Linked DNA regions of Mus musculus: region 2 is linked to region 1. The links are chromatin loops, found by intact Hi-C in ENCODE. Cell type or tissue: gastrocnemius. All regions are shown on one strand. Each heading gives the region's core, and the rest is flanking DNA. Links, peaks and the distances in the headings are about the cores only.

Region 1 (16,311 bases), core at 5,033-13,032:
TACTTGGTGCTGACCTCTGCCCTTTGCACGTTTGCTGGCACACGCATGCGTACACGCACACATACATGCACACACACACACAAATATATATACTCACACAAATATATACTCATATAAAATAAACAAACAAGCTAACAGATCTGTTGCCTCCCACTACCAGCACAAGGGCCTGGACTTCCACAGATAGCAGTCTTTCCTGGTTTAATGGCTCACTCCATCCAAACTGGCCCTTGATGGTGCTTTGGACTTCTCTGCTGTACCACATTTTCTTTGAGTGATACTGACCCTCTCTCTTCCAGCTCAGAGAACCTGGCTGGTTCATTCACAGGATAGAAGCTGACCCTGCAAAGAGCCTGTGGAGAATGGGCTGAGAATCTTCTCCTAGAGGTGTTTGATGTTTCCTCATGCATGTGGAAACTCAGGAAAGCAAGGTTAAAGGTGGCTGTCAGTGAAACTACAAGGTGGGAAGAAGAAAACTCAGGAAGAGCTTGGAGGCAGCCCTTCTAGCCCTGGGTAGCATGCATTCCTCCTATTCGTGGTGAGCCAGGCCCTGGAATCAGAAAGTCAGAGCTCTGCTTCCTACCTTGTCACTCACTGAGGAAGTAAGTCCCTACTCTGAGCCTCAGCTTCCCTGTCTGTTGCATCCTGTCCAGCTACAAAAGGCTAGCAGGGTGATCTGATAAGGACATGAGTAGACTTCACAAGAAGGCCCAAGAGCAGCATTAGCAGGGGTCGTCAGCATTAGTAGGAGTCGTGGCTGTGTATCTCTGTCATCACTCTAGAGAGGCTTTTGGGTGGTAAGTATTTGACCTCTGAACTTTCACTCTGGATTGAAGCAGCTGTAGGTGGCAGGAATGTGGGGAGGGAGGAAATATCAGAGTCAGCAGGCATGAGCCTCCAATTCAGGCTTGGCCAGGCTTCCAGAAGAAGGGGGGAAAAAAAAAAAACCTCAAGTAGCTCTTTGTGGAGCCTACACTTCTCTGATTGTTTTGAGTGTCTTAGAGTCTGAGGAAAAACCTGGAAGGACTTAACACCAGGGAAGCCATGGGTAATTTACTGAGCTTCAACTGCATAAAGCAACCTGAGCAAGAGCCAGGATAAATGGTCTGACTCCATAGCCTTTATCTAGCAAACACATAGACAAGGACACAGACACACTAGAATCATTTTATCCATAGGCTCCTGGACAGGGTTTCTATGTGTTTGGGGAGTCTTTCTCTTCCCTTCCCAGCACATCAGAGCCTTTTCAGTCTCCAGAGGTCTTCCCAATGAATTGATTTTCTTGTGCTCACCATCAAGCTGGTCCTGGTTCATACTAAATACTTAGGGAGTTTCTGATATGATAAATAACATCCTGAGTGGGATATACTGTTACATCGTGGCTTCCAATGAGCCATGCCTTCCTCAGTGCCTGTTCTTGTGCTACCCTTTATATATAAATGCTGGACTTTGCCACATGATTTGCTTTGGCCAATGAGACCTTTGTAAACATGGGGAGGGGGAGCAGGAGCTAGAAAAATATTTATCCACTGGGATATTCCATGTGACAAAGATAGTCAACAGACAGCTCTAAAGACCAGTCATGTGAGAGACCATTTGACATCCTCTAGTTGCCATAGAGATGTCTGATGGTTGGGGCCAGGTAACATCCGCAAAAGAATCTCCTAGCCCAGCAATAGGCTTCCCTTAGAATTACAAGCAAACTAGCAGGCCTGGAACACTTAGTGGCGGCGAAGGTGGGAAGACTGAGTTGAAGGCTAGCCTGGACTACTGTCTTAGTTAGGGTTTTACTGCTGTGAACAGATACCATGATCAAGGCAAGTCTTACAAAGTACAACATTTAATTGGGGCTGGCTTACAGGTTCAGAGGTTCAGTCTATCATTATCATAGTGGGAGCATGGCAGTATCTAGACAGGCATGATGCAGGAGCAGCTGAGAATTCTACATCTTCAACTGAAGGCTGCTAGCAGAATACTGGCTTCCAGGCAGCTAGGATAAGGGTTGGAAAGCCGATGACCACAGTGACACACCTACTCCAACAAGGCCACTCCTCCTAATAGCGCCACTCCCTGGTCTAAGCATATACAAACCATTACTGCTATGGAAATAAATTTTGACTGAAAAGCAAACAAACAAACATGAACAACCCCAATTATAGTTTTAAGCCACAGACACTTGGTATGTTATATAATAATAGATCATTGAGACACCACTCCTGTAAAAAACATGAGATCATATGTATGTGTGTGTGTGTGCTTGCATGTGTGCATGCGTGCATGTGCATGCATACTCAGTACCTATAGAAACCAGAAGATGTCATTGGATCTCCAGGAGCTGGAGTTATAGGTGGTTGTGAGCATGGGTGCTGGTATCTAAACTTGGGTTTTCTGGTAAAAGCAGTAAATGTTATTAGCCACTGAGCAACCTCTCCAACACCTTGGAGGGTTTTCTTGAGAAGAGCTTATAGGCCAAGTAATAGAAAAGAAAGCTATGATTCATTAAAGGATGACCTGAAGTAGTGGCAGTGTTCATGCCAAATCTTTCTCATCTTTGTTCCATGTTATCAACTAGACAGAAGCCAATTAATAAGGAAAGCAAAATTGTTAAATGGAAGAGGGCTAGTTGGTAATTGGCGTTCCCAGTGAGTGAGGCCACACTTCCTAGGAGCCATGAAGGTGAAGGCAGATCTCTATGAGAAGATTCAACCAGACATTGTTTATGTCACTGGGGAACACAGCTATGTATTAAAGAGACTCCTCCCCCAATTTATTATTCTGCTTAGTTCTTCAGGATGCCTGAAGACTACACGAGTTGTTATCTATGGTGAAAGATCTGGTCCTCAACCTTCTAGATCAGGAGAATCATCATGTTTGTACACCTTGAACTATTAGGAACAAACTCCCAGGAAGCACACTTCTCAAAACAAACAAACAAACAAACAAACAAAAAACTAACGGCAAAATCAAAGAGAGGGCTATCCTGGAGCAGTTCTTATCTGTTCCTCAGAGTAGATGACTCATCAAAAATGGCAGATCTCTCAAAGAGGGTGGAATGAGAAGGAAACAGAGTTCAAGGGAATGTTCCATCTGATCAGAATATCCGTGTGGAATATCTCTGTTCCTCTGCAGTGTCCTTTTCAGCAGTGGGGAGTCTCTGGCTACATTGTGGAACTTCTCTCCTCTGAGGATAACTCAGCCATTCTGACCATATGAGGACCTTGTCTCTTCTGCTGTCTCTGTAGCGTCCACACCTTCTGGGGGACAGGCTGTCTTAGATGGGGTTACTGCTGCTGTGATGGAACATCATGACCCATGAAAGTTGGGGAGTGCAGTGGTTTGAATATACTTGGCCCAGGAAGTGGCATTATTAAGAGATGTGGCCTTCTTGGAGTAGGTGTGGCATTGCTGGAGGAAGTGTGTCACTGTGGGAGTGGGCAATCAGACCCTCCTTCTAACCACATGAGTAACTTTTGGACAAACTTTTGGGAGATAGTCTTCTCCTAGCTTTTTTGGATGAAGACGTAGAACTCTCAGCAACTCCTGCACCATGTCTGCCTGGATGCTGCCATGCTCCTGCCTTGATGACAATGGAATGAACCTCTGAGCCTATAAGTCTACCCTAATTGAATGTTGTCCTTCTAAGAGTTGCCTCAGTCATGGTGTCTGTTCACAGCAGTAAAACCCTAACTAAGATAGGGAGGAAAGGATTTATTTGGCTTGCTATTCCACATCACACAGTTTATCATTAAAGGAAGTCAGAACAGAAACTCAAGCATGGCAGTAACCTGGAGGCAGGAGCTGATGCAGAGGCCATGAAGGGATGCTGCTTACTGGCTTGCTCAGCTTGACCACTGGTCCAAGGATGACACCATCCAAAATGGTTTGAGCTCTCCCATACCACCCAGTAATTAAGAAATGCCCAAGAGCTGGACCTTATAGAGGAATTCTCTCAATTGGGGTTCCTTCCTTTCAGATAACTCTAACTTCTGTCAAGTTGACCTAAAACTAGCCACACAGGTGCTTTGCCAGACATGTGGCCATTTTTCTGTTCAGAAACACTGTGGGGAATCCCCCATAATCAGAGTTTCATTATCCCAAGTCCCTGATTACCCATCTCCTTCCTGATTCCTAAGGTGTTCTACCCCTTTGGGGATTGACACAATGTGTTTGATTTGAATCACTAGATGCAGGTCATTTGCAAGATTAATTTACAAAAGCATGGGCTCTCACCTGCTTTGGGCTACGGACAAACGTTCCTTGATAAATGAAGCAACAGCTCACCTCACCCTAGCAACCCCTAGTAACTTTCTAGCACCCCCTTTCTGTAATCAGACACAGCCTGGAACTAGGGAAGTACACCTATCCAAACTTGGGCTGGTTTGGGGCATATGTACAGTAAAGTAACCTGTGTCCTTTTTTGTTAAAAATTAAAGGAAAACCCCTACAAACCACCTTATATATACCTACAAATGAGTAAAATCAGACACATTATGGGAAATGACATGCACAATGATCAAAGACTTACATAACTCAATTGTATCAATCAAAACAGAAAACCAACCATATCTTATCCCTAGGAACCAACTCTTTATCCTCCTGGATCCATAAAATGGAGCCAGAGATGTAAATAGAGGCTCTTGAACACCCTTGCTGGAAGCACTCTGCCTCCTTGGGTTGTATGTAGTACATGCTTTCACCTTGCCCTTAAACAAAACCCCTTGCTACTACGCTATTTGTGTGAGTCTTAGTCATCTCATGTTTCTGTAATAAAATACCCTGACAAAAGCAAGTAAAGGGGGGGGGGGGAGGGATTATCTGGCTCATAATTCTAGGTTGTAGTTCATCATTTGTGGAGAAGTAGGGTGACAGAAACTTAAAACAGCTAGTCATATTTGCTCCTCAGTCAAGAGCAGAGAGAAAGGAATTAATGCATGGACACTAGTGCTCAGCTAAATGCCACTCTCACACAGTTCAGAATCCTCTGCCTAGGGAATGTTGCCACCCACAGTGGGCAGATCTTTTTACCTCAATTAACATAATCAACATAACATCTGCCCATAGGTGTGCCCACAGGCTAACTTGATCTAGACCAGTGGTTCTCAACCTCTAGGGTGGTGATCCCTTTGGAGGTCAAACAACCCTTTCACAGGGGTCAGATATCAGATATCCTGCATGTCAGATATTTACCTTGCAATTCGTAACAGTAGCAAAATTAAATTATGATCATGAAGTATCAGTTAAAGTAAGTATGGTTGGGGGTCACCACACTGTGATGTTGCAGCATTAGGAAGGTTGAGAACAACTGGTCTAGACAATCCTTCATTGAGATTCTTTTCCAGGATAATTCTAGATTCTGTTAAGCTGACAATGAACAGTGACCATCCCAGAGATTTTCTTCAATTCTCAGAATAAGATGCTAAGAACCTGGAAACATTCTGTCCAGTGACCACTGGTAATACATACACCCTGCCATCCATCCATCCGTCCATCCGTCTGTCCGTCTGTCTGTCCATCCATCCATCCATCCATCCATCCATCCATCCACCCATTGATCCAAAACTTACTCATCCTGTGTCATGTACTTAGTCAGTCAGTCTGATTGCACTCAGTCGATGCTTTCAGAGAGTCTCAGAGGTGATAAAGGATTCAGGAATCCAGGTGAGAGATCAAGCTGGACAAGTTGAGGGCAGAAATATGGATTGGCAGAGCAGAGGTGAGAGGGGAGGAGAGATAGTTTGGTGCATTCAGAGATTCTCAGAGATGATAACGGATTCAGGAATTCAGGTGAGAGAGCAGAACCTGGACTCTCTGAGGGAAGAAGTGAGGACTGGTGGGACAGAGGTGAGAGGGAAGGGGAGGCTGGTTACAGAGAAGAAGGAATGTTGAAGATAGAAAATAGATTTAGTGGCTACCTTGTCGGTGGACATTAGAGAAGGAAGAGAGCACAATAGTGCTCACAGTTATTAGCAACTGAGCATTTATTAGTGTTGGAGCCATGATTATCAATACCTGGCATTTATCATCCACTTTCAGAATGCCAGGCATCGTTCTAGATACCTTATGGACAGAACCTCATTATTCCTCACAACCTAGTGGGGTGGATGCCACTGTGACTGCATTTCAGATGAAGAAATGGAGTCAAAGGGAGTTAAGTAGGTTGTTCTAGGTGAGGCAGCTAGTAAGCGGCAAGGGAGGGGTGACTCTTGGGTGTCCAGTTCACTGCCAAGTGGGTGCCTCCTTTTTCAGACACAGGAAGTGAAGGGAGAAGATACACAAAACAGATGTGCAACGTGAGATGCCTGGCCTCACGCTGGGAAGAGCCGGGAAGGCAGTGTGTGCCTAGGCAGGAGGCCAAGGAGAGTAACTGCACTGGAAATATCGGTTTGGACACCAGCAGCTTGGCTATGTAGGGGGCAGAAAACATGGGCTGAGGACAGAATGTCAAGGACAGAGTCAAGGACAGGATCTGGGAAAAATCCCAAGAGCAAAAGGGCTGTGGATGAAATGGAGCCAGATACAGCTCGTGGGAAGGAGGAGCGGCTGCAAGACTAAGACAGGTACCAGGAGCAAGCACGTGGAAGCACAGTCTGGGAGAAGGGAAAGGCTCTCTACAAGGGAACAATGTTGCCTGTGTCAGAAACACGCCAAGGGATGGATTCACTGGCAAGAGCTGCATAGCAGCCGCTGTAAGTGTACACTTGGGGCCTGGAGGCCTCCTGCTCCTGGAGCCCCTGGGTCAGGGACCACACTGGGGCAACCGAAGCTCAGTGCTTCATGAACATGCAGATTCCTGGGGCCTATTCCTGAGACTTGAATTTATAAGGGGTGGAGCTGCGGCCCAGGAATCTGAATCTTTAACAAGGTAAGGCCCCGAAGATGGTATTTCTTTCCCCGCACCTGCTCCAGATTCTGGCTTCTTGTTAAATGATCCGTGCTCTCTGCTTTGGGAGATCAGCATGTGAGCGGCCAACCTTTTCAGTTCATGCCTTCCCCCAGGGCCTTGGACAACCATATCCAAAGACAACAATGAGCAAAATCTCTGTCTCTATCTGTCTGTCTCTTTCTTACAGATACAGAGAGAGAGAGAGAAAGAGAGAGAGAGAGAGAGAGAGAGAGAGAGAGAGAGAGAGAATATCAAAGAGAAAGCCACTTGCTTCCAAAATAAGCACACATCTACATAGCACCCTAAATGTACCCATTCTCTTCTGATCCCTGAAGCAAAGCCAAACTGGTCCTGGTTAGGTCTGGGATGGGAGAAATGGACCCAAGTAAGTGCCTATAAACACAGCCAACCCAACCAAAGAGTAGGAAAACAGAACGGTAAGATGGCTCTAAGCCACTAGAGTCAATATAAGTATATTTATTCTTAGTGTGTAGGGGACACAGAGGTGACAGCTGAGAACCATATGGAAAGAACAAGAGCTGGAGATGTGGGCAGAACCTGACGGACCATCCGAGACCGGTGGTAGAGTTACACTGGCCCAGCCATGGAACATCTTCCACATACACTAGGAATTTGGACTTCAAGTCTTGAAGAAATGGAGAGCCTGTGTGGTTTTGAAGTAGGAACTGTGTATTGTATTTTAGAGAGCTCAGGAGATCAGCTGTGGGAAGCTGGAAACCTCTCCGTCTCCTGTGGCATCCAGCAGAGGGATCTCCATCAGAGAGAGCACCCTGGCGTGTACCTGGCACTGGCAGACGCAGGTCTTGGAGTTTGTCTCTTCTAAGCTGTGGAAGCTGAAGACTGTAGTGTGGGAATAAACCATGGGGTATGAGGAGGGGCATGGGAGGAGGGGAAGACACACTCAATGCAATTCCTCAAATGGGGGGAGGAAGGGGGGCGCATTCCTTTCCTTATCTAAATATGTATTTAAAATAATCACAGAAAATAAAGTTGAGCTTTTGCAAGCTGGGTTAAGGGAGGCGAGCTAGAAATGCACAAAACCCAGCAAAGTAGGAAAAATAAGCAGAGGAGAAAAGAATATAAAAACAGGAAGTCTGCAGGCAGCAATTCCCCATGAGGTCATCGGCAAAGGCCCCAGAGGTTGATTCTCTGCAGGCCACAGGGTGTGGAAAGAAAAGCAGGAACCGTCTCTCAGAGCCCTGGGCACTAGGACAGGTCAGAACACGGTCAACGCTGGAGGCAGCTGGAAAATGTGAAAGCCATTTGTCCATGGGATGGGTGTGGGGGTGGTCTTCAGGCTGCCCAGCCCCAGTGGGAGGAGTGGAGTGGGAAACAGGGAACTGATAGCTAAAGCTGTGACCCGGGTCTGGGTCTAACTGAGGTGACTGAGTATGGCTAGGGAGGCCTCCAAGAAAGTGTGGTCTGGGGACATACTAATGACACCCAGCTATGATGTCAGTAGGACCTGAGACCAGGTAAAAAGTGGGTTCTATTTGCTTGTTGTTTTGTTGTTGTTTTTAATTTATAGCAAACTATTGTCCTGACAGCCAAGCTCAGAGCCTGCGTGACTGTGACCACTCAGAGAGGCATTTTTGCCCCCTCATACATGGGATGTCAGTGGTGGCTCTGACGTGAAGGGTCATGGAGGCACAGGGGACTAAAAGTGGGGGGAAAAGCTGGGGGTCCTGTGAGAGTGTGCCAAAGGACGAGCTTGGTGAAGTTCCCCACGTGCCACTCACGTGACTCTTTCTTTGGAGATAGGGTCTCTCATTGGCCCAAAGCTCAAAGCTCAGCAAGTATAATAGCTGGTGAGCTCCACCCCCACCCCATTCCTAACCCATCTGTTTATCCATCCCCAGTGATGAGATTATAAGGCGCCCGGCCTGGCTTTTTCACTTGAGTGCCAGGGTGAGGTAGTTCCCTCTCTTTGTGTGTTTCATCTCTCTCTCTCTCTCTCTCTCTCTCTCTCTCTCTCTGTGTGTGTGTGTGTGTGTGTGTGTGTGTGGTATATGCGTAAGTATAAGTGCAGGTATGTGCTCCTGTGCAGATCTTAAAGGAAGGCACTGGGTGTCTTATCTCCCACTTTCTGCATCACTGCTCCAAAGAGTCTGTCACTGAGCCAGAGGCTCAGGATTTCATTACACTCCATCCATCTCCCACAGTGGCGGGGCTCCAGTCCCGTGCAGCACGCCCAGCTGTCTCCTGAGTGTGCTGATTCAAACTCAGGACCTCGTGCTCACTTGGCTCTCTCTGTCTCTTATCTACTGTGAGGCAGAGAGCCTCCTGCACACACCCCTGCTGCCATGAGGTGCTGCCCAGGGTCTCGGAGGCCCAGCCACCACCACAGAGGAGTCTTCTGAAGCCAAGATGAATCGGCAAAACGCCCCAACCCTGGCATCTATGTCTCCTCCAAGTCTGTTTCCCTGTCACCCATTTGGTGGGAAGGTATGGAGAACTATCTGGAAATGTAAATATTCTTGGCAGGGACTTGTTTGCATAGCAACCGAATGGGACCACTTACTATCTTTGCGGACAAAATATTTTAGTCCTCAGGCCAAGTCTAACTTCCCAGGAGTCAGTGAGCACACAGAGGTCAAGCAAGAGGCTTTGCTGCTCTCAAGTTTTTCCAATTACTTTGAGTGTTTATGATTCATCTACCTAATAAGATAAAGGGCCAAAATAAAACCAAGAAAAAAATGACACCTTTGCTCCTTTTTCCATCTCCAGGTTCAAGTACTCTTTCACCTTTTCTTTCGAAAAGTCCAGGCCTGAGCATTGCTCTAGTGTGACCTTCGATGTTTCGCCACCTGGTGGTCTCAGTGGTAACTGCATGTTCATGCTTCAACATCCCGTGTTTGTGGAGTGTCCACTGTGTATCAGGCACTACACAGTGGTAACTGTACTTACTCACTTCATATTCATATTAAATATAAGGTTCTGCCTGTGTGGTTAGACGCTCACCATGGATTAGTATCAAATGCACTACAGATACCCCGTAGCTGCTGTTATAGGAACCCATGAGCATCGTGACCAAAGTTACTTGAGGAGGCAAGGGTTTATTTGACTTTCACATCACAGTCCATCGCTGAGGAGAGTCAGGGATGGAGCTAAGCAGGAACCTGGAGTGAACAGAAACCATGGTGGAATGCTTCTTACTGGCTTTCCCCCTCTGGCTTGTGCTCAGCTTGTTTTCTTATACAACCCACCTACCTAGGGAATGGTACCACCCAGAGTGGGCTGGGTGTTCATAAACAATTATCAACCAACAGTTCCTACAGGCCAATCTGATGGAGGTAATTTCTCAATTGAGATCCCCCTCTTCCCAGGTGTGTCAACGTGACAAGCAAGATGAGCTGTCACCACAGCCTGAGTCAGACACCATCCTGTTTGTTGCCATTATAACTGGACAAATTTCCCTGCACACATGCAAACAAAACCAGATATCTGCACCTTCACCACATGGAGACAGAAACTTAGAAATAGCAGGCCCCATCTTCTGAGAACTTCAATAGTTTTCATGTTCCCAGAGAGTTTCTGAGCAGTGCTATTATTAAGGAAGACAGGGCTGGGGAAGATGGCTCAATGGGTAAGGACCCACATTCAAGCCCTAACACCCACATACAAAGCCAGGCATGGTGGTGCATGCCTGTAACCCCATTGCTAGAAGGCAAGAGTTAGTGGCAGCAGACTCTAGGTGCTTGCTGGTCAGCCAGTTTAGCTGAACCAGGGAGCTTCAGTTTCTCTGAGACACCCTGCCTCAGAAAATAAAGTGGAGAAGCAGTTGAGGGAAACACCTGAAACTGACCATTGACCTCTTGCTGTGTGTGTTCACATATGCAGATAAATGTTCACATTTAGCATGTATATGTATGCATATAGAAGTCTGGGGACAACCTCAGCTGTCATTTCTCAGTAGTCATATATGGTATGTATGTATGTATGTATGTATGTATTATGTATGTATAGGATCTCTATTTTTTAACTAGGCTAGACTATCTGGCCAGCAAGCCCAAATGTTTTGTCTGTTTCTACCTCCCCAGTAACACCACACCATGCCTGTGAGGGGAAGGGGGGTGGATGGGTGGATGGATGGATGGATGGATGGATGGGTGGGTGGATGGATGGATGGAGGGATGGGTGGATGGATGGATGGAGGGGTGGACGGAGGGAGGGGGAGGGGAGGGATGTACCCATGGAGGCCAGCAGAGGCTGTCAGATGCTCTACTTTATTACTCTTCACTTTACCCCCTTAAAACAGGGAGCTCACTATTTTGGGCTAGGCCGGTTGGCCAGCAAGCTCCTGGTTTAGACCTGTCTCGGCCTCATAGCACTAGAGTGACAGGTACATGTGGCCACACCCAGGTCTTTTACATGGCTACTGGGGATTTGAACTCAGGTCTAGCAAATGATCTCAGCCACTGAACCAGCCCCTCAGTCCCCCACCCAGCTCTGGACATGGTTTCTGAGGATCCAGCCCAGGGAAGCACCTTGAGGACAGACACACAGTTAGTGGGTGACACGGTCCAATCATAGCGTTCTAAAGAGAATGTGTATTAAGGAGACTGTCCTTTTGTGACTGGGTTACCTCACTCAGGATGATATTTTCTAGTTCCATCCATTTGCCTAAGAATTTCATAAATTCATTGTTTGCAATAGCCGAATAGTACTCCATTGTGTAAATGTACCACATTTTCTGTATCCATTCCTCTGTCGAGGGACACCTGGGTTCTTTCCAGCTCCTGGCTACTATAAATAAGGCTGTGATGAGCATAGTGGAGCAGGTGTCCTTATTACATGTTGAAGCATCTTCTGGGTATATGCCCAGGAGTGGCATTGCTGGATCTTCCGGTAGTACTATGTCCAACTTTCAGAGGAACCACCGAACTGATTTCCAGAGTGGTTGTACCAGCTTGCAATCCCACCAGCAATGGAGGAGTGTTCCTCTTTCTCCACAACCTCGCCAGCATCTGCTGTCACATGCTGTCACAAAAGAACACACATGGTATGCACTCACTGATAAGTAGATATTAGCCCAGAAGCTTGGAATACCCAAGATACAATTCACAAACCACATGAAACACAAGAAGGAAGATCAAAGTGTGGATACTTCAATCATTCTTAGAAAGGGGAACAAAACACCCATGGAAGGAGATACAGAGACAAAGTGTGGAACAGAGATGGACAGAATGACCATCCAGACACCTGGGGATCCATCCCATATACAATCACCAAACCCAGACACTTTGTGGATGCCAACAAGTGCTTGCTGACAGGAGCCTGATATAGCTGACTCCGGGGAGGCTCCACCATTGCCTGACAAATACAGAGGTGGATGGTCACAGCCTACCATTGGACTGAGTGCAGGGTCCCCAATGAAGGAGCTAGAGAAAGGACCCAAGGAGCTGAAGGGGTTAGCAGCCCCATAGGAGGAACAACAATATGAACTAACCAGTATCCCAGAGTTCCCAGGGGCTAAACCACCAACCAAAGAATACACATGGTGGGACTCATGGCTCTAGCTGCATATGTAGCAGAGGATGGCCTAGTTGGTCATCAATGGGAGGAGAGGCCCTTGGTCCTGTGAAGACTCAATGCCCCAATGTAGGGGAACGCCAGAGCCAGGAAACGGGAGTGGGTGGGTAGGTGGGCAGGGGGAGTGGGGAGGGGATCGGGCATTTTCAGAGGGGAAATCAGGAATGAGAACAACATTTGAATGTAAATAAAGTAAATGTCTAATTTTTTTTTTAAAGGAGACTGTCTGTCTAAGTGGAAGACAGGCAGAAGGTCAAGGGCACATCGTGTGTGCCCTGTCACTCACACCACTGCCTGCAGTTTTCCTTGTGAGCACCAGAAGCCTGGCCTCGGCTGCTCAGGCAAACCCTCTCCGTGTGCACTGGAGCATCCTTTAGCAGCTCGAGAAGTTACACATTCTCTCTTGAGAGAGCATGGGAAGAGAATGGCCCCATGGTGGCCTTCCCTGTACATACACAGGAAAGGCATGGGCTGCTGGGGGTGGCTCACCTAGTTGTGGTCCACACAGAACCCAAAGCTTCTGGAAGAAAACAGAATGTAGAGGGAGACAAGCCAGGGAAACTGGGAAGGGGTGGGATGGGGTGGGAGCAACCCTCCTTCCAAGTGCAGAGGGACATGGCCCCGTAAGAGAAAGGAAAAGCTGGCATTTAAGCCTCACAATAAACTGCCCTGCCACTGTAAGAGAGAAGGCCAGCCCGGAGCATGGCTTCTGCTTAGTTTAGTTTGGGTAGCAGTGCCACATTCAAGCAGAGACATGAGGTCCTATTTATAAAACCTCTTATAAACAAGGGATAATATTTAATACAGTTGGGAAGCCTGTGGTGATGGCTCAGCAGTTAAGAGTACTTGCTGCTTGCTCTCCTGGAGGGCTCAAGTTCAGTTCCCAGCACTCACATTGGCAGCTCACAACCACCTGTCACTCCAACTCCAAAATATCTGATGCCCTCTTCTAGCCTCTGAAGGCACTACATTCATGTGCACACATCCACATAGTTAAAAATGAAATCTTAATGAATGGTCCCCAAGGCCTGTGTAGGCAGGCAAGAGTTCTACCACTGAGTTACACCCCAGCCCAGAAGGCAGACAGCTAAGAACAAGGTTCCAACACACAGAAGAGTAAGTCAGTATGATATAATATCCTGGTTTTTCACTTACACCTGAGGAAACTAAGACCCAGAGAGTGGGGATGACCACCGATGGGACCACTGAGATCACTGTGGCTGGAACCTGCTTCTCTTGACCCCCAACTCAGAGCCTATTTGTATTTTCAGTTTTCCCAGGTGTCTCCCTGACCCTGGGAATGTGAACATTGGCTCTAGTGAACACATGGAAGACAACTCGTGGGAAACTCGGAGGAACGCACCAGCCTTTTATGGGGTTTTCTCGAGCCAGTTAAAGATAAGTTTTATTATCTCCCTGTCTCTCTCTCTCTCTCTCCCTCTCTTTTTGTAGAAGAGCAATTACCAGTGTCAGTGCAAACAGGGGGTTGGGTCTCCGAGTTAGAATTCCCTGCTTTGTTTGTGCCTATCCTGACTACAGGCCTGTGTGGGCTGGGTGTATCGAATGATTTCCCTTGAAAGAAGACCTTGAAACGGAGCGCCTGCCTTGGCTCTGGGCCTCAGGCTGATGACTCCAGGGGGCCAAGCCCTAGACCCTTCACTGACAAGACGTTGGTTGTCCATAGTCCAGGTGACCAGGGTGCCTCTGAAGAGAAGAAACAGAGCAGGAAAGAGGTGTGGAATTTTCCCAGAAATCTGACTCAAGAAAGGGGTAGTGCAGACGTCTGCTCTCGAGCTGGAAGATCTTTTACCAGCACGAAGGATGTCTGTGTGGCCATTTATTCACCAACGATTCAACCAACGATTCAACGATTCAACCAAAACCCTGGCGATTTTGTGTGGCTGTAATTATGTGAACACATGTATACATGTATGTGTTCCTATGTGCAGCACATGTATTTGTGAGAAGGCCATAGGTCAACCTCGAGTGTCCGTCCTCAGGTGACATCCATATATTTTGAGACTGTCTCTCAGTAGCTTGAAGATCTCCAAGTATGGTGAGCAGGCTGGCCAGGAGTCCCAGGCTCAGCTTTTAAAAAGGTTTTCTTTCTCTTTTTAATTTTTCTATTTATGTGTATGAGTGTTCGGCACGTCTGTGCACCATGTGTGTGCCGTACAGTGGCTGGAAGAGCAAGTTGGATTCCCTAGAACTGGAGCTACAAATGGCTGTGAGCCTCTATATGGGTGCTGGGAATCCAACCCAGGTCCTGTGCCATGTTGTCTGGTACTCTTAACCACAGAGCCATCTTTCCAGCCACTTGGCTTTTTTTCTTTTCTGTTCCCCTGCTAACCCGTAGGCCCAGCAAAATACCTCACTGACTGTCCAGTCTTCCCCACTGTAGCAGCCACCGCCCAGCCACCTGCTCAAAGCCACAAGGCATCCAACAGTCTGACCACGCTCACTCTGCAGTGTTTTCTGAGGTACTGCCCTGTCAGGGAGGCTCCATGCCTCTCTTTAAGCCTCATTTGTTCCCTGGCTATGGGAAGGCATAGGGACTGGCCCCGGGGAAGTGTTCAAACTTGCCCTGTGCCTGTGTTTATAGCAACAGGGGCCCGCTGGGAACTGGCAGCAGGCTGGCACTAGAGTTCCTGTGGTCTGGATCACCTCACCCTGTACCCAAGACCCTCTGAAAAGCCTGGAGACACCACGTTTGTTTATCCCAACACAGAAGGTCGAGTACACCCATTTCTGAGAACTTCTGTCTATGCGACTCTGAAATTAGCCAAACAAGGAAATTCTAACCACTAGGCAAAACCATCCTGGCAAAGCAAGGCAGTTTCCCTCCGTCCCTCCCAGGACTCCATCCAGCCTCAATTTTCCTATTAACTGGACTTCTTTTTGGAGCACAATTGTGGTGTTTTTCTGCTTAACCATATTTTTTTAAATGAAGAAATATTTCTCTCTTCTTCACATGGTAGCCAGAAAGGTCTTTGGGAAGCAGGTTCTTTGTCCAGTGTTTGCAGGGTCCCCCATGGGCTGGATCTGTGCACCTCTCAACTCTTACTGGGTGACCTCTCTTCCCCAAGCTCTTCAAACTCTATTCAGACCGGTATTTGACATATTCACCAGGTTCTTTCGGGACATGTAGAGATGGGTAAGATTGCACACACACCCAGAACCTTGCACATCCACCACCACCACCACCACCACCACCACCACCATCATCAGCTTTGATGCTCCGCTGCTGTAACATTCCTCCACTCCCAGGTACTCAACACCACCAGCCCACAAAACTATTCTACTGCCCTCAGCTCCTGTTATGACCCGTTCTTGTTCCTCCTCTGGCATCAGATCTATTCTCTGCTTCTAAAACTTTGCTCTTTCCAGATAGCTGTATAAGGGCAATCATGCAACTGATGAAAATATCTATGTGTGTGGTATGTATACATGAGAAAGTGGGGGAGGGTCACACCTAGAGCAGCACGTGTGGAGGTCAGAGGAGAATCTCGGGTGTTGGGCTTGACAGCGTACCCTATTTTAAGGGTTATTTTTCTAGACACACAGCTTCCTGATCCTCTAGCCTCAGGGGAGTCTCCTGTCTCTAACCCCAATTTTCCTTCGGTGACATTGAGGTTATAGACATGATTCTGTATCTAGCGTTTGCAGCTCCAGGGATTCAAAATTAGGTCCTTGTGCGTTGACAGGAAGGGGTTTGCCTACTGGGCCACTTCTGTAGGCCCAGGCGCCCTTTCATTAACCGTGAGGTAACAGAGATGCCACTACATTAGCATGTCTAGCATTGCATTTCTTTCTTCGGCCGAGTGTCAGTCCATTGTACCAATGTTCCACAGTGCGTTAACCCTTTACTGGTTATA
Region 2 (16,311 bases), core at 2,808-10,807, 62 kb before region 1:
CAGGGTGAACTTAAGGCTAGCTGGGGCAACTTAGTTAGACTACACTTTAAAACAAAAGGTAGAAAGAGGGCTGGAGACATGGCTTAGTGGTAGAGCACTTAATTAGGGCATGGGAGGCCCTTGGATCAAAACAAGGAGATTGGCAGGGGGACCAATCAAGCCTGGAAGGTACCTGTCTTAGTCAGGGTGACTGCTGCTGTGATAAGACACTGTACTGGCTAGTTTTGTGTCAACTTGACACAGCTGGAGTTATCACAGAGAAAGGAGCTTCAGTTGAGGAAATGCCTCCATGAGATCCAACTGTAAAGCATTTTCTCAATTAGTGATCAAGGGGGAAAGGCCCCTTGTGGGTGGAACCATCTCTGGCCTGGCAGTCTTGGTTCTATAAGAGAGCAGGCTGAGCAAGCCAGGGGAAGCAAGCCAGTAAAGAACATCCCTCCATGGCCTCTGCATCAGCTCCTGCTTTCTGATCTGCTTGAGTTCCAGTCCTGACTTCCTTGGTGATGAACAGCAGTATGGAAGTGTAAGCTGAATAAATCCTTTCCTCCCCAAGTGCTTCTTGGTCATGATGTTTGTGCAGGAATGGAAACCCTGACTAAGACAGACACCAGAACTACTTGGGGAGGAAAGGTTTATTCAGCATGTGCTTCCACATCACTGTCCATCATCAACAGAAGTGAGGATGGAAACTCAAGCAGGGCAGGAACCTGGAGGCAGGAGCTGACACAGAGGCCATAAAGGGATGTTGCTTACTGGCTTGCTCTCCTGGCTTTGCTCAGCCTGCTTTCTTACAGAACGAAGAATCGCCAACATCGAAGGTGGCCCCAGTCACAGTGGGTCAATCACCAATCAGCAACATGTCCTAGCGGCTTGCCCACAACCTGTCTTCTGGAGGCATCTTCTCAGTTGACGCTCCCTCTTTCCTGATGACTCTGGCTTGTGTGAAGCTGACATAAAGTTAGCCAGCAAACTACCTCTTCAATTCAAACACATGTCTTTGTTTCTTTACTTATTTCACCTCTCCAAAAGAAAATACACTGAATTCCAAGGCAACTGCTCTCACACATCCCAAACATAACAAACTAGGGTATACAAGAACAGAGCTCTCGGGCAGCTCAGATCTTAGTGTACCCTTCAAACCTTTAGCAATTGATAATTAAAAAATGTAAACTCCCAAATATTTTCAGGAAAAGTATCCAAATTACAGTTTTTTAAAATGTCTAAATACTATGACTAATTTTTTTTTAATATAGAGGTAAAAACCAAGGAGGGACTTTTAAAAGCTTCTGCCCCTACACACACAAGACAACAAGGATACTTGAAACATTTTGACAAATGTTTTTGCCAGCTTCAAAAACACCAAAGGCAAAACACACATACTAGCTAAAGAGCCTCAAGCTAGAGCACACACAGGGAAAACAGCCCATTGCTACTCTAATCCTTTCATAAGCTGAGTTTTTTTTGGAAGGGTTTGCAAACAACAATGAAATATAAATACGGTCCCAAGAACTCAAAAGACTGTTCAAGAGTCAAGCAGAGGGCCTGGAGAGATGGATCTGTAATGAAGATCCCGCTCGACTCTTGCAGAGGACCCAAGACAGGAAGCTCATATACACCCTCTTCTGGACTCCATGGACATTGCACTCACATGCACATACCCATTTTTAGATCACATGCAAGCATAATCAAAAATAAATTCTGTCACTAAAGAAGAATGAAGCTGAAAACAAGCCTTATAATTCCAGCCAACATTTTTTTTTAATCTAAAATGAGAAACACTAAAAGCTTCACAGGAAAGGAGACGGTTGTAAGAAAGTGGTGGGTTTTTCCCCCCCTCACACATCAAGTTGGTATTTCTACACAAATACTTAACTCTTCCCAAATAGCTGTTTTAGGGAGGACCTGTCCCAGGGAGTCTTAGTATAAGCCTCACACATAGACCTGGTGTGTGACCAGGGCTGGGATGAGAGCTTTATCAGTACAGTGTCTGCTGTGGCTCAGATCCCCAGCACCCATATCAAAGAACAAGGCCTGGTGCTGTGTCTGTCATCCAGGGCTGGGGACCTTGAGCTCATTGGCCATCCTGTGTAGAAAATTGGCGAACAACAGATTCAGCAAGAGACAGTTTCAAAACACTAAAGAAGTGAATGAGGTTAGTGCCTTGATGCCCACCCCTGACTTCCACATGCATATGCACCTCCACACATGTGTACAAATACATATATACACACATACATTCACAAAAAACCCACATATAAACACATATATAAAACACATACATTCACATTTATAAACACATAAAAATGAAAGGGCATGGCCTGCTGTCATATTTACATCTATCTTTTAAAAATGTAGCATCCATCACAGCTTGTTGTCTGAGAAACACTTCTAAGTGCACACACAAGGGCCACACCCTGAGACCTGTGAACCCTTAGTTTGGGTTCTATTGCTTTTTCTTCCCTAGTAAACGAGCTCTAAGGAAACCAGTTCATCACCAGTGGTGGGTGGTGACACAGACTTGTTTCCCTCCCCTCTGGTAAGCTAATCCCTTTGCAGAGTGACTTCCAGCTCCTCCCATGGGGCCTGGCACACACTTCCTCATCCATGGAGTGTGAGCTGGCCTGGGAACTTGTTTGACTTGACCAACAGAATGCAGCAGAGGTAACCTGTGGGACTGTAAGGTGAGGCCTCAGGAGACCTGCGCTGACCACTGTGGCTCTCTGAGAAGATCACTGGCTCACTGGACGGGGCTGGAGCCTTGAGGATACTCGATCATGAAAGAAAAGGAGCCCGGCCATGCAGCCGCCCAGCCAAGCAAGCACTTCACAGTGCCACCATGTTAGGTCCTCTAGTCCTAGTGGTCCCACTCCACTAATGTAGCCACAAGAGTGCCCTGGAGCAACACAACAACCATGGATCAGACTGCAGACTAAGCACTCACCTACAGATTCAGTCGCATATAAAGTAGTTGTTTTAAGTCTCCTGTGGAAGCCAGCAGAGGGCATCAGATTTCCTGGTGATGGAGTTACAGGCAATTATGAGCACCACCACCCTGGGTGCTGGGCAACCAACTCAGGCCCCCTGTTCCGCTGGTGTTTACACTTAACCACTGAGCCATCTCTCCAGTCCCACCGCCAACCACTTTATTGTCTTAAAAGAAGAAGGCAGGCAGCAGGCACAGTTCAATAGTTATTTCTAATAATACATGATGCTGATAAAATTGAAATGAAGGATTACTTCTCTCTCTTTCCCCAAAGGTGCACAGGTAATTCTCACCTGCTCCATGGCAACCCTTCAGAGATTGACAAATTTCTTTGTGAAAGGTTGGGCAATGTTTTGAGCTTAGCAGACAAACACATTCTCGGCTGCAGCTTCTCTACTCTGCCACCGTAGAATAGAAACAGCCACAGACAGAATGTGTAGCTATTTGAATGTTCCCCACAGGCTAAGAGATTGGAACACTTGGTTCCCAGTTGATGCACTGTTGCGGGAGGTTTAGGTGGTTCAGCCTTGCTAGAGGAGTGCCACACTGGAGGTGGGCTTTGAGATTAACAGCCCTGGGCCATTTCTATCGCTCTTTCTGCTTTGTGCTTGCAGTTCACCACCGGAGCTCTCAGATTCCTGCTTCTGCTACCATGCTGGCTATTAGCTAGCTTGCCTCTGCTCTCCCACAATGGAGGAATGCACGGCAGCACACAGGCAGACCAGTTGCTGGAGAAGTTGAGAGTTCTGCATCCAGATCCACAGGCTGCAGGAAGAGAGAAACCCTGGGCCTGGTTTGGGCCCATTTCCTCCAACAAGGCCATGACTCCTAATCCTTTCTAATAGTGCCACTCCCTAAGCATTCAAATATAGGAGCCTCTGAAGGCCATTCTTATTCAAACTACCACAGGGTCTTAGCCGTTCTGCGAAGAATCCAAAGCCTACCTGAACTGGAAAATGGTGATAATCCTCCTGTATTAGGGGGTTAGCAAAGTTGATTAGCACAGAGATAAATAAATCAAAGGGAAAGGGGTAAACTGGGTAAATGCAGGTTCTTTAAAGGGTAAATCAGTCTGATTGGTTGCTAGAAGAGTGGCCCTGGCCAAAATTAACCTAAGATTTCCCAGATGGTTAGTGTCAGTCATCAAGAACAAAAGCTATGAGACTGGCCTCTGGGCATGTCTGTTGAGGGGCATCCTAATCAATTGATTAAGTTGGGAAGACTTGCCCACTGTGGGTGGCACCACTCCCTGGGCAGGAGACCCTAAGCTGTGTAAGGAGAAAGCAAGCTGAGCACTCCCATGCAGACTAGCATCCATCACTCGCTTCTGACTGTGGACATAGGGATGTAACAAGACTAGCTGCTTCCGGCTCCTGGTGCCTTGACTCCCCTACCACGAAGGGCAGTAATATCCTTGAACTGTAAGTGAACATAAACCTCTTCTCCTTTAAATTGCTTTCGTCAGTGTATTTTATCACAGCGGCAGGAAAGAAAACTAAGACCGTCAGCGTTTACTGAGGCAGCACCTCACGCAGCTCTCAACCATAACCAAGACAGTTTATTACCATCTTCATTCTGCCCATGAAAAGAATCTTGCAGTCGCTCAGTGACTATCCGCATTGCACAGTTGCCAATGCCAGCTAAAACTCCAGCCCTGGGCTAGCCCTGAAGTACCTTTTTTCCTATGTCATACTGTCAAAAAAAAAAAAAAAAAAAAAAAAAAGGGTAAAGATTTACTAATTGGTTATAAAAGTGAGGCTGGAGAGATGGTCAGGATAAAGCCCTTGCCAGGCAAGCATTAGAACCCAGTCAGGTAGGTGTGATGATGGCCTGTCTAGAGACTACAGAGTCCTAGGGTGAGCTGGCTAGCTGATGGGAAAGCCTTGGCCAAAGACCTTACATCAGCAAATGAAGAGGGACAGGAAGACACCCAAGTCAATCTTTAGCCTTTTCAGGCATGCATGTGTGTCCTGCCCCCCCCCCACCCCACCCCCCCACACACAAATACACTATGAACAAACACACAAAGTAGACAGGAGAATATTTATACCTAAAACTCAGTTCTAAGGCTGAATTCTGTTGAATAAACATATTATTCATCAGATTTTTTATACTCCAATTGTTCTTATAGATGCAACAGCCAAGAGTCTAAAACAATATACCTTTGTTCTCTACTCAGTAAATCTGAAGTTTTTGCCACAGAAATTCAGGCTCTGCAAATTCATACAAGTTATGTCTTCAGTATAACTTTTTAAAATGCAAAACAAAAAATTTAAGGCAAATTAATGATGAATCAAAACAATGGGTGATGCATCTCAGGCACTTTAAACACCACAGCAGTCATTCGGAAGCTTCCACACCCCTTTCTAAACTACACGCAGGGGGAATTTTGTTCTACAACGGTGTGTTCACGGTAGGAAAAAAAGCAAATACTAAATAAAATACTAATATATGTTCTAAACAAGATGGGAGAGAGGCAAAAAAGGGAAGAAGAAAAATCACCATGAAAACCATTCTATTGGGAGCTGGAGAGATGGCTCAGCAGTTAAGAACGTGGAAGCTGTTGCAGCAGATCCTTTCAGTTTCCAGCACCCACATCAAGCGGCTCACAACTGTCCACAATTCTAGCTCCAGAGAGAACTGATGCCTCTGGCTTCTGTGGGCACTGCACTCACATGTACATGCCCAAACTTGGATACATACACATAATTAAAAATAAATCTTTTTAAAAAGATCATATTAATGTTCTTTTTTGTTACTGATATTTACAGAGTTTGTAATACCTAGATACACATTAAATCTTTAACTAAAAATGGAACCATAATATGTATATATTTCGCTTAAGTAATTATTCTTAATATAACTTCAACAGAAGTGCTGATAAATACTACCAATATGAAAACTGCCAAGGCTTTTATTAAAATATCAACCTCTCTGGCTCCCTCTGGTGGCCACTACAAGAAATCTGGTCTTTGCCTTGGGGTAAAAAACAAAAAACAACAACAAACAAACAAAATGATCCAACCAAGACTAGTTTTTGTTACTACAGGACATATGAATAAATTATTTGGGTACATAGTTTGGGCAGACAATGTACAACAGACACTTTCCAAATGAATCTCCTTATTATCCAACATAACAGGATACAATAACTGGACCAAGCTGTGTCCTGCAGAGAAGAATCTCTAAGAGTGCAGGAATCTAAACACATATCCTTGAAAAGCACTAGATTATCCTTCTGAGTGGTGCACATAGTGTGCTTCTTATAATAAATGTTCAGCTGAGACGTGCTTCATAGCTGCGCTGGGGTGTTCCCTTCAGAGTCTACTGATCTGCATGGAATCAGCGGCAGGCAGTTCCACCTATAGGGTTGCAGACCCCTTTAGCTCCTTGGGTACTTTCTCTAGCTCCTCCATTGGGGGCCCTGTGATCCATCCAATAGCTGACTGTGAGCATCCACTTCTGTGTTTGCTAGGCCCCGGCATAGTCTCACAAGAGAGAGCTCTATCTGGGTCCTTTCAGCAAAATCTTGCTAGTATATGCAATGGTGTCAGCGTTTGGAAGCTGATTATGGGATGGATCCCCGGATATGGCAGTCTCTAGATGGTCCATCCTTTTGTCACAGCTCCAAACATTGTCTCTGTAACTCCTTCCATGGGTGTTTTGTTCCCAATTCTAAGAAGGGGCCTAGCTCAGAGCTTCGTGGAAGGGGCGTGGTCTGCACTAATTCCAACCGAGGCATACCCACGACTGCCTCAAATGTGGTCATTATACAGTTAACACTTCCCCCATACAGCAAGCATTCCCCAGCAGACAGCAGTCGGGCACCAAATAACTTTTCTCTGCTTGTTTAAACAGTGACTCCTGAGAGACGGAGGTGGCTCAGTGGATAAAGCACTTGCTGTTTAAGCATGAGGACCTGAGTTCAGATCCCCAGAACCCAAGTAAAAGGCCAGAGAGGTGTGCCTTCTACCTATAATCCCAGCACTCCAGAGACCGAAACAAGGGACTGCCCCGGGGAAAGCTGACTAGACCTGGGAACTTCCTAGCTTGGGGAGAGACTGTGACTCAGTAAATAAACAGAGTGATCAAAAGAGATACCCAGTGTCAGCTTTGGTCCTCGGCCTGCATGCATATGCACGTACATCCCAAGCACATATAACCAGACATACACACTCACATCACATGCACATATACATGTGTTTGAGAAAGGAGACCTAAGACGCACAATTTAAAAACCCTCAAGATTCCCCGCACTTCTTTCACAATAAAGGGCTGCTAGGATAATTGATAATCTTAACTGATGGATTTTTAGCAAATTTAATAACTTTGAAATAGTAATTGTTTCCCCCCACACGCTGCAGTGAGGTATAGAATAGCTAAGAAGTTTCCCTTGTGATATTAAAGGATATTAAATTTCTAAATACAGTTGCTATTTGATTATGATAGAATTGGACTTCCCTAGGGAATCATCTTGTTCAGCTACAGGAACTAGCCTGTGGACCTCGCCACTGGAAAAGCAGATCAGTCAATCTTAGTTAGCGCTGATTCCTGTGACGAAGCCTTCCCTGGCTCCTGAAAGTCAGTCAGTAATACAAGAAACACAGAGTCCTATAAATTGTCACAGGGAACACCCACTGCCAACAAGTTGTGTGAGGCAGCAGACAACACTTCATGGAGGAAATCACCACCCTTCACACTGTCCTTCCAGCCGGAACAAGGACCTCTGTGGGAGGCTAAGTCAGCAGTCTCCATGCAGAGGGATGGACCCTGACCTGACTTAAGATACTTCCTGAATTATCCTTTAACCCAGAAATGGGGACACAACTGGGTGTACCTGGAGGAAATGACAGGGGTGTTCAGGACATATATTGGGTACTCTGACACCAGCCATGCAGAGATAGAGAAGGGAAGATGGAGGAGCGACCACGCCTCCGTCAGGGTCACTTTACAGCCTTGACTGACATACTGCCATTGTTCTGGCCCCCCCCCCATGCCAAGCTTCCTCCTCCACTGGGAGACTCTAGATGGAGGTACCACACACCCGCCAGCTATTCGGGTCTCATTATATAGTAATAAGATGAACTTTAACGTATCAGCAAAATTTCAGCGAGACTCTGTACCTCAAAACACAGTCAGGGTTGAGTCTGATTAAACGAAACTGAAGTGAACTTACTGAGGTGGCAAAAGGTCTTCTCCTAGTGGTCACGGGTGTCACCTAATAAAACTTTTTACAAACTTATGAGAAGCAGAGAAAACTGAAAATCTTAAGTAGTACTGACTTTTCTCAACAGCTAAAAGCAGATTCTCTACCGTTTGTTCTCTTAACCATTTAAGTAAACCTCTCTAAAATTCAGATCTTAAAAGTATAGATTCACTCGGTAGTTTCTCCAGTATGTCCCCCTTCAGTTGGCTTCGGTTTCCTTTTCAGTTGGACTAGGGATAAGGCCATAGAGCCTGGAGCATTGGACAGCTACTCACACCCTCTCCTTTAATATATGAACCCTCCACAAAATGATGTAACATGGAGTTCACAGCTGCAAGGTGTGGGATAAGAAGTCTGTTTTCCTTAGACTCTGGGTGATTATAGGTGTGAGCTACCATGCCTGGACTTTCTTTTACTTCAAGGTTAAGGAAAATGTTTAATAATGAACATATCTAATTTCTAGACGGTTGTATATTTTTATATTGTTACCTATCTGAACCAGTAGATCCATAGCTTCCATATATTCCAGGACCCTGGGACCCAGTGCCCTGGCAGACTGGGGAAGTGCTGTTAGAATGTATTTGTGTTAGCTGCTAATATACATTAAATTAGAGTTGCTTGCTGTTCCTTTAGACTTCACACCAAAGATGGGAAATGAGTTTTTAAATAAATTTGTGTGTATATTATTTTTAATCACTATCTCTACTGTTTTCTTTACTTCAAGTGCAAGTATATGGAAATATGCAAATGAACACTTTAAAAATAGCCTAGAGTAAAACCAGCATATTATCAAACGGCAATAAGGATGGTGACTGCTCATATCGTTTTCCAGTTCTGCATTCTGGACTACATTAATGGCTGATTTCCCTGGCCCTGCTTCTCCCTTGTCTCCTCCACAGGTTAATTCTGCACACTCTATAATGTTTTCTTTTTATAAAAATTTTTAGATGGATTTAATTTTTGCCCGCATGTATGTGCACCATGTGTGCCTAGTATAGATGGAAGAGCTGATGGAATTAGGACTATGGATAACTATGAGCCACACAGAGGTTCTCGGAATGGGACCCAGATCCTCTGCAAGAGCAACAATGGCTCTAAACAGTTGAGCTATCTCTCTAGACTTGGAGAATGTTTGCTTAAACCTAACTCAAACCATGCAACTTCTGGTGGCTAATATTCTTGTCTCTAATATTTACCTAAATCTCAAAAGTAAAATGTTTACACAAACTCAAATTGTAGATTTCTTTATTTAAGCTTTAGTGTGTGTGTGTGTGTGTGTGTGTGTGTGTGTGTGTGTGTGTGTGTGGCTTTAATTCATAAGCTTGATGCAAAAGTGAGGAAAGATAGGGCTCTCCTCTTCAGAGCACAGTAGTATTTCTTCCCTAAGCATCGTCCTCTTAAGGAGTATCCTCGATTCTAAGCAGTCAGAAGCAACCACAAGAGCGTACCTCCCAGGTTACAACCAACCTAGCAAAACTATAAGACAGCCTCACTACTTAAATGAAACAAAGAATTTTCTTGGAGGTACACATGACCACACCCTGAAGTGTCTGTAATGGGTCCAAAGTGCAGTTCCTGTCTCTTCCTAACTCAGCCTCACCCATAACGACCAGAGGTTCCCACAGCTAAAACGCAATCAGTGCAGAGCAATCGGGGAAACCTTCCTTCAACTTCTCTGCTGTACACAGGGAAAGGCCATGACCAACCATGACCAGCAAAGCTGACCCTAAGCTGCAGTGACAACCGTGACAACAGATAGAGGCCCTTTAACCCCTCCACGAAATGACCGACTCGAAATGACCCTCTCCACCTATACCCCTACACGGAACCTCTTTTTAAAATGGTTACAGGCCTGTGCATCCCCCTTACCAACACTGGGCAAAACCAGGGGCTGGAGAGATGGCTCGGTAGATGAAGGAACTGCAACGAAGCCTGAAGACCTGGGTTCTGTCTTCAGGACCCACGTGGTGGAGGCAGAAAGCCAGCCTGTGTGAGTTGCCTACTGACATGTGTTGCGTGAGCACATATACATACGCAGAAAATAGGTTTTATTAATGCACTAAAATGTGTTTACAGATATTTCATTGGTAGATTAGTGAACTGGCCCATGTTCTAAAATGCAAGGTTTTTATTACCTACAGATTTTGACACCAATTATCATATTAATAATTAAACAAAATTAAGTCAACCACAAAGTATCTTCATATCTACATCTAGCAAGTATTTCATGCCTATCAATATGTATTTTCCTATTAATTACTCTCTCAATAAAATTCCTAGCATCATATAAATGTTTATTATACCAACAAAAGTCTATTTTAATTACAAATGTGTTATAACAAAGAAATAACGTCTTTGTATTTTTTTAAGACCTGCTTCACCCTGTCTGATGATTATCTGTGAATCTGTTCCAGGTCACTGCTTGCATGCAATATTCTCCTGACTCTTTTAGAGTTATGACTGCACCTTCTTCTATCCCGATTTTCTGACATTTTCTTTACATATATATACACATATATATATATATGTACATATACATATATACACATACATATATATTTGCATAAAAGCTCCCCATATTATTTTCTATACTACATAACAAATCACTACAAATATGTAACTTCACAGTCCTGTAGGCAGTCTGGGCAGGGCTGACCACACTCTGCCTCAGGTCTGATCTCCCCGAGGCTAAAAAGGCAAGGTGAGACTGAGCGTCTGTACAGAAGAATCCACCCAGGGTAACTTGGCTGCTGGCAGAACACATTTCCTTGCAATTACAGAACTGAGGTCTTTGTTTCTTTACCAGCTGTGACCAAGGAAACTCTCCCAGCCACTAAAGGCCATCAACATTCCAGGCTCCGTGGTCCCTGCCATTATCAACCAGTAAGAGTAGGACAATCCTTCTTGACCTTCTCATCTCCCAGGCTTGGAGATCTATTTTGAGGCAGAGAAGACCAGACTGCTTTTTTTACATGGAAAAAAATTATTTACTTATTTGTGCGAGCGTGCATGTGTGTGTGCGCGAGTGCACACTTACATGTGCAAATGAGTTTATGTACAGGGTCTTCTGGAAAAGCAATAAATGCCCTTTCTTAACCACCGAGCCATCTCTCCATCCCCTGAACTGCTTTTAAAGTGGTTGGTGTAGTTAGAAAAGACCCAACTGACTAATATCTCTTTGTGCTGCATTGAAGCTGTTGTGGTGGACCAGAGGGGCTCGACTCTCCCTAGGACATAGGAGCAGAGTTGGGTACTGGGAAATGCTTCGAATCTTGTGTTTATGTTGGGCTCTCTCTAAGTCTTTAAGTCCCTATCATGCTTTTCTTCTCTGTCTTTTGTTTTCCACGAATGAGCAAATTTGCTAAGTATGAGCCAATCAGGCTTTTAGATAGCATCCGATCCACTCTTCCCATCCACCGGTCAGCCTACCTGTCAGCCTGACCCTCAGGGCAGCGTGGGTGATCTGAACGTAGTGATGACACTTTGACAACATTCCTGCTGCAAGGACCACGGCAAATGACGTCCTGACTCCTCCTCCAGAGGCCTCACCCGAGTCATAACCAAGCCAGACCACCAGAGAAGCTTGGGAAGGGAGCACCAGGCAAAGCAAGCCCTGGTGAACTACAGATAACCCCGACTATTCTCCCTCCTGCAGGAGGGGAGGGCTTCCTGACCAGGAGGACAGCGATTGGTGCTTCATTTGCATGCCCCACCCATGCAGGGCCTCGGGTTTCTCTCCAGGCTGTTTTGTTCTGTTTTGTGTTTTGTTTTGTTTTTGAGTCAACAGGTAGACACCCTCCCAGGCTGTCCTAGATATTACAACATTCCACCCCAAAAAGGGTTTCTGTGGAATGATTTTTTTCTTGCCTACTTGTGACTGTTCTCCTAAACAGTGCAGACCAAGCCAGTAACACCAGGCAGGTGAGCAGCAGAGGCAATGGCTGAGACAGGGAGTCAGCCTGGGCAGAGACGGGAAAAGGACAGTCGAATACAAAGCAGACAAGTGGCAGAGTCCAGACTGCCAAAGGCAGGGTGATAAAACACAGGCTGTAGCAGCCGGAAGGCTCTGAAGAGCTACAAAGTCTTGAAAGCCAGAGATCCAGCACTGGTAGCTTAGGGATGTCCTAAGGTTCCAACATTCAAAGCCAAGAGCTGAAATGTTAGCTGGTATGGACTAATGCTGCTGATAACGGCTACATACATATAGCTGGGCATTTCAGTGGTTCCCAAGAACTAGCTCCTGGCAATTGTCATGCCTCAAACCAGCACCCAGAGCCATAAGTGAAAGTCGGTAGTTTCAATGCTTAGAACTACCTTTCTCTGAGCCTGTCAGCCCCATTCCATAAGCCTTCATCTTTAATATGAGTAGAGCTAAGAGACCTGAGCCTCTCACGGGGAACAAAGTGACCAGGAACCTTCGCTAGGCATAGCCATCAGCACATTTCCTCATCTTATTCTAGGTCCTGCCCATTATCCATCACCTCTGCATCACACCCTAGAGGCTGCAGTCACAAAGCTCAAAGGTCACCTAGCCACTGCACTAGAAAAATCACAAGGTCCCTTCAAATCATAAGATTATAAACATTTAATAAATATATATTAAAAAGAAAATCTAATGTATTGGAAAGGAATAGACTGATCTGAAGTTAAAGGGTGCTGGGGCAAATAGGAATATAACATACATTTATTTATGTATCTATTTACATTTTATTTATTTATTTATTTATTTATTTATTTATTTATTATTTATTTATTTATTTAAGTCAAGGCCTCATGTAGTTCAGGCCAGACCCAAATGCACTGTGTAGCGGTGGGTGGCTTAGAATTTCTGATGCTGGGGTTACAGATGTGCACCATAGCACTAGAATTATACAGTGCTAGGGATCCAACCCAGGGCTTTATACATGGTAGGCAAGCACTCTAAAACTGAGCTGCATCTCATAGCCCCAGTAGGGGTGTGTGTGTGTGTGTGTGTGTGTGTGTGTGTGTGTGTGTGTGTGTGTGTACACCAACTGTCTGGTCACAGGTTGAATATCTGGGGGATATGAAGCATAACTGTGAAGGTGAAGTTTACTGACACTTGAGGGAAAGGCCAGTTCCACAAAACTCTGACCAGAAATTTTAAGGTCCACAAAACAAAATATTTTGAATCATTGGCGGCTAATTTGTCAACCACTCTTGTCATGTATCAGGACTGGATTGGCTCAGTTCTGAAAGTAGAGATCGGGGCTCACACCCCGAGGTAAAGATGAAATTTGCTGCTTAGACGCAGAAGAAAAAAAAAAGGTCTCCAGATTTTAGTTCAAATGGCTTTTCATGATAGTTCCACGAGTGGAGAATTGTCCGATTTTTGTTTCTCTGCAGTGTAGGGTTGAGTGGCTAGCTGAACAAAGCGTGCTTGATAGGGAAGATCTTCATAAAGGTGACAGGGGGCACAGTTTTCCCTCCGCTAACCTTTAGCACAGAGTAGAACACTGTGACGAAGGGTTTCATACTTAGGGCCGTCTGAATGTCACATTCCTTGTGGCATTCATAGCTGTCAATGTGTTCTTTCAACTGGCTGATGTGAATGGGTACAATCGCCTCGTTTTATTGAGAACGACGAGTCATTGGAACAACTCATAGGTTTGCCAATGTTTAAGTTATAGTTACTTCAAAAGGAATAATTCCAGCAAAGATTTTAAGCTTTTTTTTTTTCTTTTAAAATCTCAATCCTTTGCTGCCCACTGCAGGGTTATTCCTGGGAACTCCTGTTAGCCCCCTTGTCGACTGCCCCTCTCTGGATCTAGTGCCAGCATGGCTTGGCATTAGTAGTTTTTCTTGGTTTTGCTCACTGGCTGCTCTGACTAGAGGTGAACGTGCTGATGGCTGTAATGGTATTCATGGTCTACTATGTACTGGTTTTGTGTAGCATCTATTTACCACCCACTGTATACCAGGTGTTGGTGGTGATTTGAGTTAAATTCCAGCACCCACATCGTGGCTTACCACTGCCCTATCTCTGAAGCACTCATGTGGTATATGCATTCATATACATAAATCTTTAAAAAGCTGGGGTAATAGAATTTATATAAAAGGAAATTCTATTTTTAAAAATCCTACTTAAATAAACCAACAGAAAATGTAATTCTGTTAGCTAAAATTATAAACTAGAAAATGTATTTTAATGGTTAAAATATGAGATGCAATAATCTAATTTCCAGAATCATACGAGCTATTCTGAATAGTTCAATAGTTTTTTTGTAGCTATTTGAAAATAATATTATATCCTTAAAACTCATTAACTTTAAAATAATTTTTAAAAAAGCTTTAGACATTTAAAGACATGGGCTGAGTTTTTTTTTTTTATATTCCCTAGACTACACTCATGCACGCACGCATGCATGAATGCATGCACACACGAAAGCTAAGTAGTGCTATGCACATGTCTAGCCCCAGTGCTGGAGGAGGGCAGGCAGTTTGCTGGCCCAGTCCAGTTGAATCTTTGAGTTCTAAGTTCACTGAGGGACCCTGAACCAAAATACAAGTGGGTAATCACACAGGGAGACAGACACCCAACATAGATCTCTGGCCCCCACAGGCGCACATACATGAAAATATATTATCGCACCACACAAACGCACACATACAAGTCAGCCCACACACAGGAAAGCATTTACTTATCACAGCGCAAAGAGTCAGAGCCACGGAGTACGGCGTTGCTATGGCTGTCAGGCAGCAGTTTCCTAGGGAGTCCATCTGAAGTTTCATGTCATTCGGCTGCAGGAATTCACTCTGGAGTAATAGGCCCAACAGGAGCCAGCTCCAAAGCTCACACACAGCCTGAGGCCACCTGCCTGACATACCAACATCCTGTTCACACCCATCCCAGTCAGTAATCATGACTGCTCCCTATAGAGTCTATAAGGAGCACCAGCACCCCTACACCTATTGGCTAGATACACAGTTTCCTGCCTAACTGGGCATCCTGGTATTTATAGTGCCTTAAGGGAGTCAATATAAAAACACATTACCAGCTAGCATGAACGTCCACAGGTACGACAGGAATCATCCACGGCATGCCTTCCCGTGGCTAGGCTTTGAAAGACAGCCTGAGAGAGCAAGCTTCACTACGTCTTCGGGCTCTTATTTACACCACCTTTCTATTTTCTCATCTTTGAGCTACAGTTTCACACAGCGCCTTACACGGGAGATACATAAGGGTCCTATTGCTTTTGCTTTTTCTTTTTTAAGATGTGTTTTTGTTTTACGTGGGTGTTTGGCCTGCATGTGTTTGCTCACTGCATGTGTGCAGTGCTGACAAAGGCCAGAAGAGGGAGTCAGATCCTCAGAAACTGAAGTTACAGGCAGTTGTGAGCTTCCATGTGAGTACTGGGAATTCAACACAGGCCCTCTGGAAGAGCAGCCAGTGGTCTTAACTGCTGAGCCATCTCTCTAACTAAAGCTGTCCTTAAGTGGGATGTGATGTAGTATTTAAGCTGAGATATAATTCTACAACTTGCCTTCAAATGGTTCATAGTATATAGACTTTATTTTGTTTACATATTCAAATGCAGAGAAAATACAGCCAGAATTGCAAGATGCCTCAGCATGTAAAGGCACTTGGTGCTGAGCCTGATGACTTGAGTTTAATCCCTTGAACCCATGTGGAAGAGAGAGAAACCACCTCCTTCAAGTTGCCTGCTGAATTCCATGCACACACACACACACACACACACACACACACACCACATACAGACACACACACACAGAGAACACACAATCTAGAAAACAGAAGTTGAAGAGAAAATACAGCCAAACATCTGCTTCTGAATCTAGCAGGCAAGCTCACCCTCGCTCGTTGTGCTAGTCTCTTTAATCGTGTTTCAACTTTTCATCAAGCACCGGTCTGCTTACTCTGTCTGTGCTTACTAAGTTTAGCTGTCCGAGGTATTTTTCCAAAGTCCAACAGCACCCTGAGCCATTCATCTGACTACAGATAAGGATATTTAAACACCCACCTGGGCTGCTGATGTGTGGTTACCTACTAAGAGCATAATTACCAGGTACTCACAGACTGGCTTCAAACACAGGGCTTGTGGGACTCTCTCGGGCTAGGGGTGGGTAGGATTCTGACAATCTG

What was found. Hi-C counts contacts between places; a loop is a spot of excess contacts. Peaks named below come from ENCODE experiments on the same cell type or tissue, not always from the same donor. Only the 100,000 strongest peaks of a DNase experiment are listed, where the experiment ranks them.
Region 2: it touches region 1 in a loop (6-fold over the local background); 11 of 42 quality-filtered maps call a loop at or near these places.

Annotation. Positions count from the first base shown.
Region 1 is chr9:60,749,859-60,766,169 of GRCm38, reverse strand. No RefSeq gene overlaps it. Among named protein-coding and RNA genes, the nearest start is that of 1700036A12Rik, 9.9 kb to the left of the region's middle. In gastrocnemius, for the core only: a CTCF peak has its summit at 9,721 (motif pointing left); DNase peaks (open chromatin) are centred at 6,368, 8,734, 9,073 and 9,720; H3K4me3 peaks cover 248 bases; H3K27ac peaks cover 3,852 bases.
Region 2 is chr9:60,809,193-60,825,503 of GRCm38, reverse strand. The region is part of intron 1 of Uaca (uveal autoantigen with coiled-coil domains and ankyrin repeats); the gene reads right to left. Among named protein-coding and RNA genes, the nearest start is that of Uaca, 23 kb to the right of the region's middle. In gastrocnemius, for the core only: CTCF peaks have their summits at 3,023 (motif pointing right) and 5,933 (motif pointing left); a DNase peak (open chromatin) is centred at 5,921; H3K27ac peaks cover 3,420 bases.